Regions from separate parts of the Mus musculus genome. Here region 1 is linked to region 2. Evidence: chromatin loops called from intact Hi-C (ENCODE). Cell type or tissue: left cerebral cortex. All regions are shown on one strand. Each heading gives the region's core, and the rest is flanking DNA. Links, peaks and the distances in the headings are about the cores only.

Evidence for each region. A loop is a pair of places that touch in the nucleus more often than their neighbours do. Peaks named below come from ENCODE experiments on the same cell type or tissue, not always from the same donor. Only the 100,000 strongest peaks of a DNase experiment are listed, where the experiment ranks them.
Region 1: a loop joins it to region 2, with 4 times the contacts of the local background. A loop is called at or near these places in 15 of 42 quality-filtered maps.

The regions. Positions count from the first base shown.
Region 1 is chr7:79,079,411-79,082,315 of GRCm38, reverse strand. Acan (aggrecan) reads right to left here. Exons shown (of 18, transcript NM_001361500.1): 2 at 52-128. The coding sequence starts at 121. Among named protein-coding and RNA genes, the nearest start is that of Gm26633, 28 kb to the right of the region's middle. In left cerebral cortex, for the core only: a CTCF peak has its summit at 1,336 (motif pointing right); a DNase peak (open chromatin) is centred at 1,341.
Region 2 is chr7:78,781,340-78,784,244 of GRCm38, reverse strand. Mrpl46 (mitochondrial ribosomal protein L46) reads left to right here and starts at 1,156. Exons shown (of 4, transcript NM_023331.2): 1 at 1,156-1,438; 2 at 2,659-2,845. The coding sequence starts at 1,217. It overlaps Mrps11 (mitochondrial ribosomal protein S11), which reads right to left and starts at 1,114. Exons shown (of 6, transcript NM_026498.2): 1 at 822-1,114; 2 at 565-672. The coding sequence starts at 886. In left cerebral cortex, for the core only: a CTCF peak has its summit at 1,205; a DNase peak (open chromatin) is centred at 1,158; H3K4me3 peaks cover 1,880 bases; H3K27ac peaks cover 1,110 bases.

The DNA.
Region 1 (2,905 bases), core at 94-2,593, 300 kb before region 2:
CGGAACCCAGTACCCACTGAATAAAGGAGTCATGCATAGAACTGTTCTCACCTGGAACTTCTTCTGAGATCACTGCAGCGATGACCCTCAGAGTCACAAAGACCAAGAGTAAAGTGGTCATAGTTCAGCTGGAAGAGATAGCAGACAGTTTAGGCACAGGATAGTTACGGAAGAGATGCCGTGATAAAATTCATGGCCAAAGCTCTGAAATCACATTGAACAGCAGGTGGGTTGCCATGATTTGGACAGTGTTTCCACTAAGGCTCCTTTCCTCAGAAACCGTCATCCTTTCTTAGATTAGTTCCAAGGTGGTTGGTACATTGGTTCTCCCATCTTCCAGTGGAGGCTCGTCCTAATGAATCCCAGTGATAGCTACTGATATGTGCCAGGTGGACCATAGATGCTCAGGTTTATACACTGTGAGGGGTTTTGCATAAACCCCAGAATCTGTAGACCTAGAGGGCCTCCCCTCTGCAGTGTGGGTGGGTCACAGCCAACCACCTGAAGGCTTTAACATAAAAAGGACCCTTTCTAGAGGGAGAGAGACTTCTCCCCTCATGGCTTTCCAACTGATTTTCTCCTCCCTTTTGGACTTGACCTGAAGCATCAGCTTTTTCTGGGGTTTGAACATGTGGAGTTTCAAACTGAAGATGTGTAGCCAGGTGCTCTGGCCTCTTTTTGAGTCTCTGCAACTCTGGGGACCCACAGCCTCCACTTGTATTGACTTTATTCTCTCCCTCTCCCCCCCCTCCCCCGCACACACACACAGAGTCATGCAAGGGCATATCTTCTGCTGAAATGAAATGATTGGTCAGTAGTGGAGCACACATGTGCAAACCAATCGACTGCATGCCAATCATATGAAAGTATGGGGAACATAATTATGTATATAGTACATGAGGCTTGGTAATGACAGATCTGTTGCAACCACCACTTAAAGCTCTCCCTTGAACAGTAGGGATCCCCAACTCCAGCCAGCAAGCATAACTGAATTTATCAAGCCATCATCTGGAGCAGTGGCCTTCAGCCAGCTGTATGTGGAAACAATCTGGACCTCATGGTACCACTGCCCTGGAGGGTACACAACCATGCCACTCACACACCTTCTGAGACCTGCACTGTGTGACACCATGCCCCACATGCAGCAGCAGCAGCAGCAGCAGCAGCAACAGCATTTACTTTTGGTCTAAGAATAATAAAGGAAGCCTTGGGGATGGGGCAGTGGTAGAGGACAGATGGGATCTGCAGCCACAGAGAGCATCCTTCATGGAGACAGCACCCTTCCCCCTGGCCTCCAGATCCCAGCCTCAGCTCTGTTGGAGTCCAACCGTCCAGCAGGTGTCGCTCTCTGTTTAGTCACCATAGGCTGGGCCAGCGCAGGGATCAGGGCGCAGCACCCGTAGGAGCATCAAGATTGTGGGGAGGGGAGACACTGACATTTCCATCCAGGGGTTCCTGGGGAGGAACAGTCTGGGCCCAGGACAAGGGGACCCTTTCCTGTCTCTGGAGCTTGGCATTTTTGACCATCAGTCCTCGACCCAGGCCTGAGAAATGAAAGGCCTGTCTGTGCGGCTGAGGGCATAGAGGCACATGACCCCTTGTGCTGTAGGAAGTCTGGAAAGTTCCACAGTTCTGAGAAATGGCCCCTTGCTTCTCCTTAGGGATTTTATGACTTAGATACTAACTTAAAAAAATAAATTTCTGGGGCCCCAGGTCTGGCACTTTGAGGAGACACAGAGTTGGAGAGGGGTTCTTGTTCAAGATCAGTGAACCAGTCAGGGCTAGGAAATGGTTTCCTGGAGGGTCAAGGAAGATCAGCCTGAGGTGTGTTTGCAGAGGGACCTTTACCCAAGACCCAGACACAAAGCTAGCCTGTTCCTCCCTCAGAACACCCTTCACTTGGAAGTCTTGTGTATGTTTCGGAGTTGTGTTTCTTCCCTCGCTCTCTGAACAAGCTGGACATTGTCTGGGATGCAATGGTGCTCTGTGGGGTTTGGGCTGGCTCTGTTTTTCTCCCTGGCTTAGACCAGGAAATGTGAAGGAATGAAAGGGAGGGGGCTGGTGCGGAGTAGGCAGCAAGACTAATTTTATTTCTTCTTCTTAAAAACTTTGGGATAGAATTATCGCAATAAATATGCTCTTGTGTTTGTGTGTGTTTTCTCAGTTGTAAAGAAAAATAGGGAGCAATTCCATTCTGTCTGGGTTCCAAGCCTCTCAGAGACTCAGTGAGGCTTTTATGTGAGGATACTGACTTTGCCAGCCCACGCTCACTCGTGGACAGAGAGACCTTTCTCAATGGGAAGGAAAGCGAGGCCGTGGGAAGGGATGGTACATGAAGGGTGTTGAGGATGGGGAGATGAGAGGAAGGCCTGAGATGGACAGCAGTGGGAGCTCAGAAGCACGGGGATGGCCCAGCAGAAAGCCTCAAGGATCCTTGTGTGCCAGGGATTGATCAATTGTTAGAAGCTTGACCAGGAAAAGCTGCAGGTTCCTGCTTTTCATATCTCTGTCTCTGTCTCTGTCTCTGTCTCTCTCTCTGTCTCTGTGTGTGTGTGTCTGTGTGTTTCTGTCTCTCTCTGTGATGTGTGACTGCATGCACGCATGTGCATGTGTGTCAGTCTGTCTTTGTGTGTATGTCTCTGTATGTATGTGCCTGTGTGTTTGTGTGCATACGTGTGAATATGGTCCATAGTTGGAGGCAGGGACTTCATCAGATCACATCATTGAAAGTGTAGCTCATTCTCTCATTCTGAATTCCTTTTTTAGCAGCTCTGTCAAGACTCAGACCCAGGTCCTGGCCCTGCCGGGTCACTTACTGCCTATTAACACAAGACCTGTTCTTGCTGTTTCACAGATGGAGTGAGATGTCTTGCCAGTCAGTTCTTCTCATCTGGGCTGGGCACTG
Region 2 (2,905 bases), core at 203-2,702:
TTGTTTTTGCAAGTTGTGTACTACTTCTGGGGAGACATAACCTATATTTCCTGTATTTATCCTGGTACTCAACAGGTAGTAGTAGCTTTTGTAACTGTTAAACAGATGTGAAGGTAAGTGAACATATATACCGCCTGCATATTAAGTATTTCTACTAGTGGGATGCTGCAGGATGCCAGGTCCCAGGGCTAGGCACGAAATTAAGAAAGGCACAATCTAGATGTGCAGTTAGTGTGGTTCTTCAAGACATTTTATGTTGGAGGCAGAGAAAGCTGCTAGTCGGATCTAAAGCTTATCTCACAAGGAAAAGAAAGCTGGTATTTATATACATTGGACACTTAGCTAACAGTTGCTAATTGAACAGCTACCTTATGCCCCTGCTCATCCCTCTATTTTCCCAACAACCCCTCTAAGCATTATCTCCACGTATAGTGTGCTGATTTGCACAAGCTCCCACAGATGGCAAATGACAGCCAGGAATTAACTTTTTCTATGATTTTGGACGGTGTCGGGCAGAAGTCACAGGATGCAACTTTCCAGAGCGCTGCATCCACTTACCCTCACCTGAAGCGACTTGGAGCCGCTTCCCTTTCAGTGTTCTGCCTGGCAGCTGAGTCTTCTAATCTCGGGGCTCCGGTGTGGATATTCTTAGCTGGGGCAATGCCCACAAACCTGGGGGGCAAAAAAAGAGAGAGAGAGAGAGAGTACGATGAGGGACTGGATTAACGGTATTTTGGGGGGTTCAAGTGGCACATAGGTCTGGAAGGAAGGTAGGCGGGCAGGCTCGAGAGTGACAGTGGGTTCGAAAGAGTAATCCTTACCTGGTCATTCCATGTCCAGCCCAGGACCGCAGGAGCCACGACCCGGAGTTTCTTAAAACCTGCATGACTGAAATTGACCCTCCGCGGCGCTTGGCTTAGCTCGAGCCAGCACCATGAGCCTCTGTGGGGGTGCTCACAGACAGGAAATCACCTGATTGCTCTTAAATAGTCCTGTAAGTATTTTTTCTTCAAATTTAAAGCTCTATAAAACCATTTATGTAGGAACTTTCCCCTTTCTAGTGGTCTAACACTAGAATTTCACCTACCTCCCCCAAAGGGAATGGTTCATTCCACTCGGTAAACCCGCCCCTCGCCGGCCCGCGTTGCCTCATGGGAACCTGGGGTTGGCTGAGGGCTCTGCCGGGCGCCGCGGTACCTTGTGGGAAGACAGAAAGATGGCGGCGCCCGTAGGGCGTACTCTTTTAGGGCTGGCTAGAGGCTGGCGGCAGCTTGACAGGTTCTGGGCAGGTAGTTCTCGTGGCTTGTCCCTTGAGGCTGCGTCCTCAAGCAGCCGGTCTCCATGGCGCTTGTCGGGCGCCTTGTGTCTGCAGCGGCCACCGCTGATCACCAAGGCGCTCACTCCATTGCAGGAAGAGATGGCGGGTCTATTACAGCAGGTAAGGCAGTCACGGGCTTCCTGGTGCGGCGGAGGGAAGCAACAGTATCAAGGAGGTCTTGATTTCCATGGAGACTCTGGTACTTCGTGTGACCTTGAGCAAACGTTTCATTTCTCGACCTTTAGTGACATCTGCAAGATGAAGTTACCGTACTGAGTTGGGTTAGGATATAGCAGGTGTTGAAAGAGTTTAGTTGGCTTGTTTTCTCTTGATCATTCGGTGTGGATAGCTTCCTTCTTGTTCATTCAATACTGTAGGGATCCGGGGGCAAACAGGAATCACTCCCTTTAACTTAGGAGCTCTCAGACTATAGAGAAGTGTTTGTGATGTTAGGACGAAAGTCGTGGTGACTGTGGGCACATCCTTAAGATAATGCGGTAAAGTTTGCTTTACCTCAGGGAGCAATTTCTGTGAAAGACAAAAAACCCAAGTGTTGTTGCTGTTGGGTCAGGAGATAGTGATGGAAGGTCTTCCGTATCCCTAGACTCCAAAAGGCTTTTGTCTGGAGAATACTAATGGAAACTCCCGTCAGTGCTTTTTGCTCAATGTATTCACTCACTTGACTTTTTTTTTTTTTTTTGGTAGTCCTTTTTCTTTCACCATAAAGGTATTCGTAGCCAATACTGTGCGTCTGTGTGCAAAGTGATAGGCAGTTGTGGATGTGACAGGCACATCGCTCTGCTTCGCAGAGAGTTTCCAGGTACTGGAATTAGGGATACAATCAGTAACCAGTCTTATGACTAATTATAGACTTTGGTAAGTGCTATTAAGGAAAACATAGAGTACTAGAAGAGTTTTACACAGGACCACATAGGTTTTATTTTCCTGAGAAGTATCCAGGAATATCTTTCTGAGAAAGAGGTATTTGAGTTGAAATAAGAAGGATGGATAGAAATCTGGAAGAAATGGCATGAGGAGAAAGAGAGACTAGGAAGAAGGATGTTGGAAAGTCTTCATGGCAGGAAAGTCCTTGAATAGATGCTGATCAGAGACGAGTAGACCTAGTGTGTGGGAAGTGGGTCTTCAGTGCCCTCTGTTCTCCTTGACAGTCTTAATGAAGTTCTCCTACTGCCTACTTACAATCCAGTGGGCTTTTTTTTTTTAAATCTGTATAGTGTTTCATTCTATTTCTGATTGTGTTAAGAGTTGTACGTCTGAGCCTGTCAAGGTCACAGAAGCTTTGTTTTTTTTCTTCTTCCTTTTCCTTTTCCCTTTCCCAGATCGAGGTAGAGAGAAGCCTGTATTCAGACCATGAGCTCCGTGCTCTGGATGAAGCTCAGCGACTGGCAAAGAAGAAAGCTGACCTTTATGATGAGGAACAAGAGCAGGGCATTACGCTCGCACAAGACTTAGAAGATATGTGGGAGCAGGCATTCCTACAGTTCAGACCTGGAGCTCGGGAAACAGGTTTGTGACCTCCTGGGCCAACCACAAGGGAGCGAGAGACAGGAATTCTCACTTCCAAAT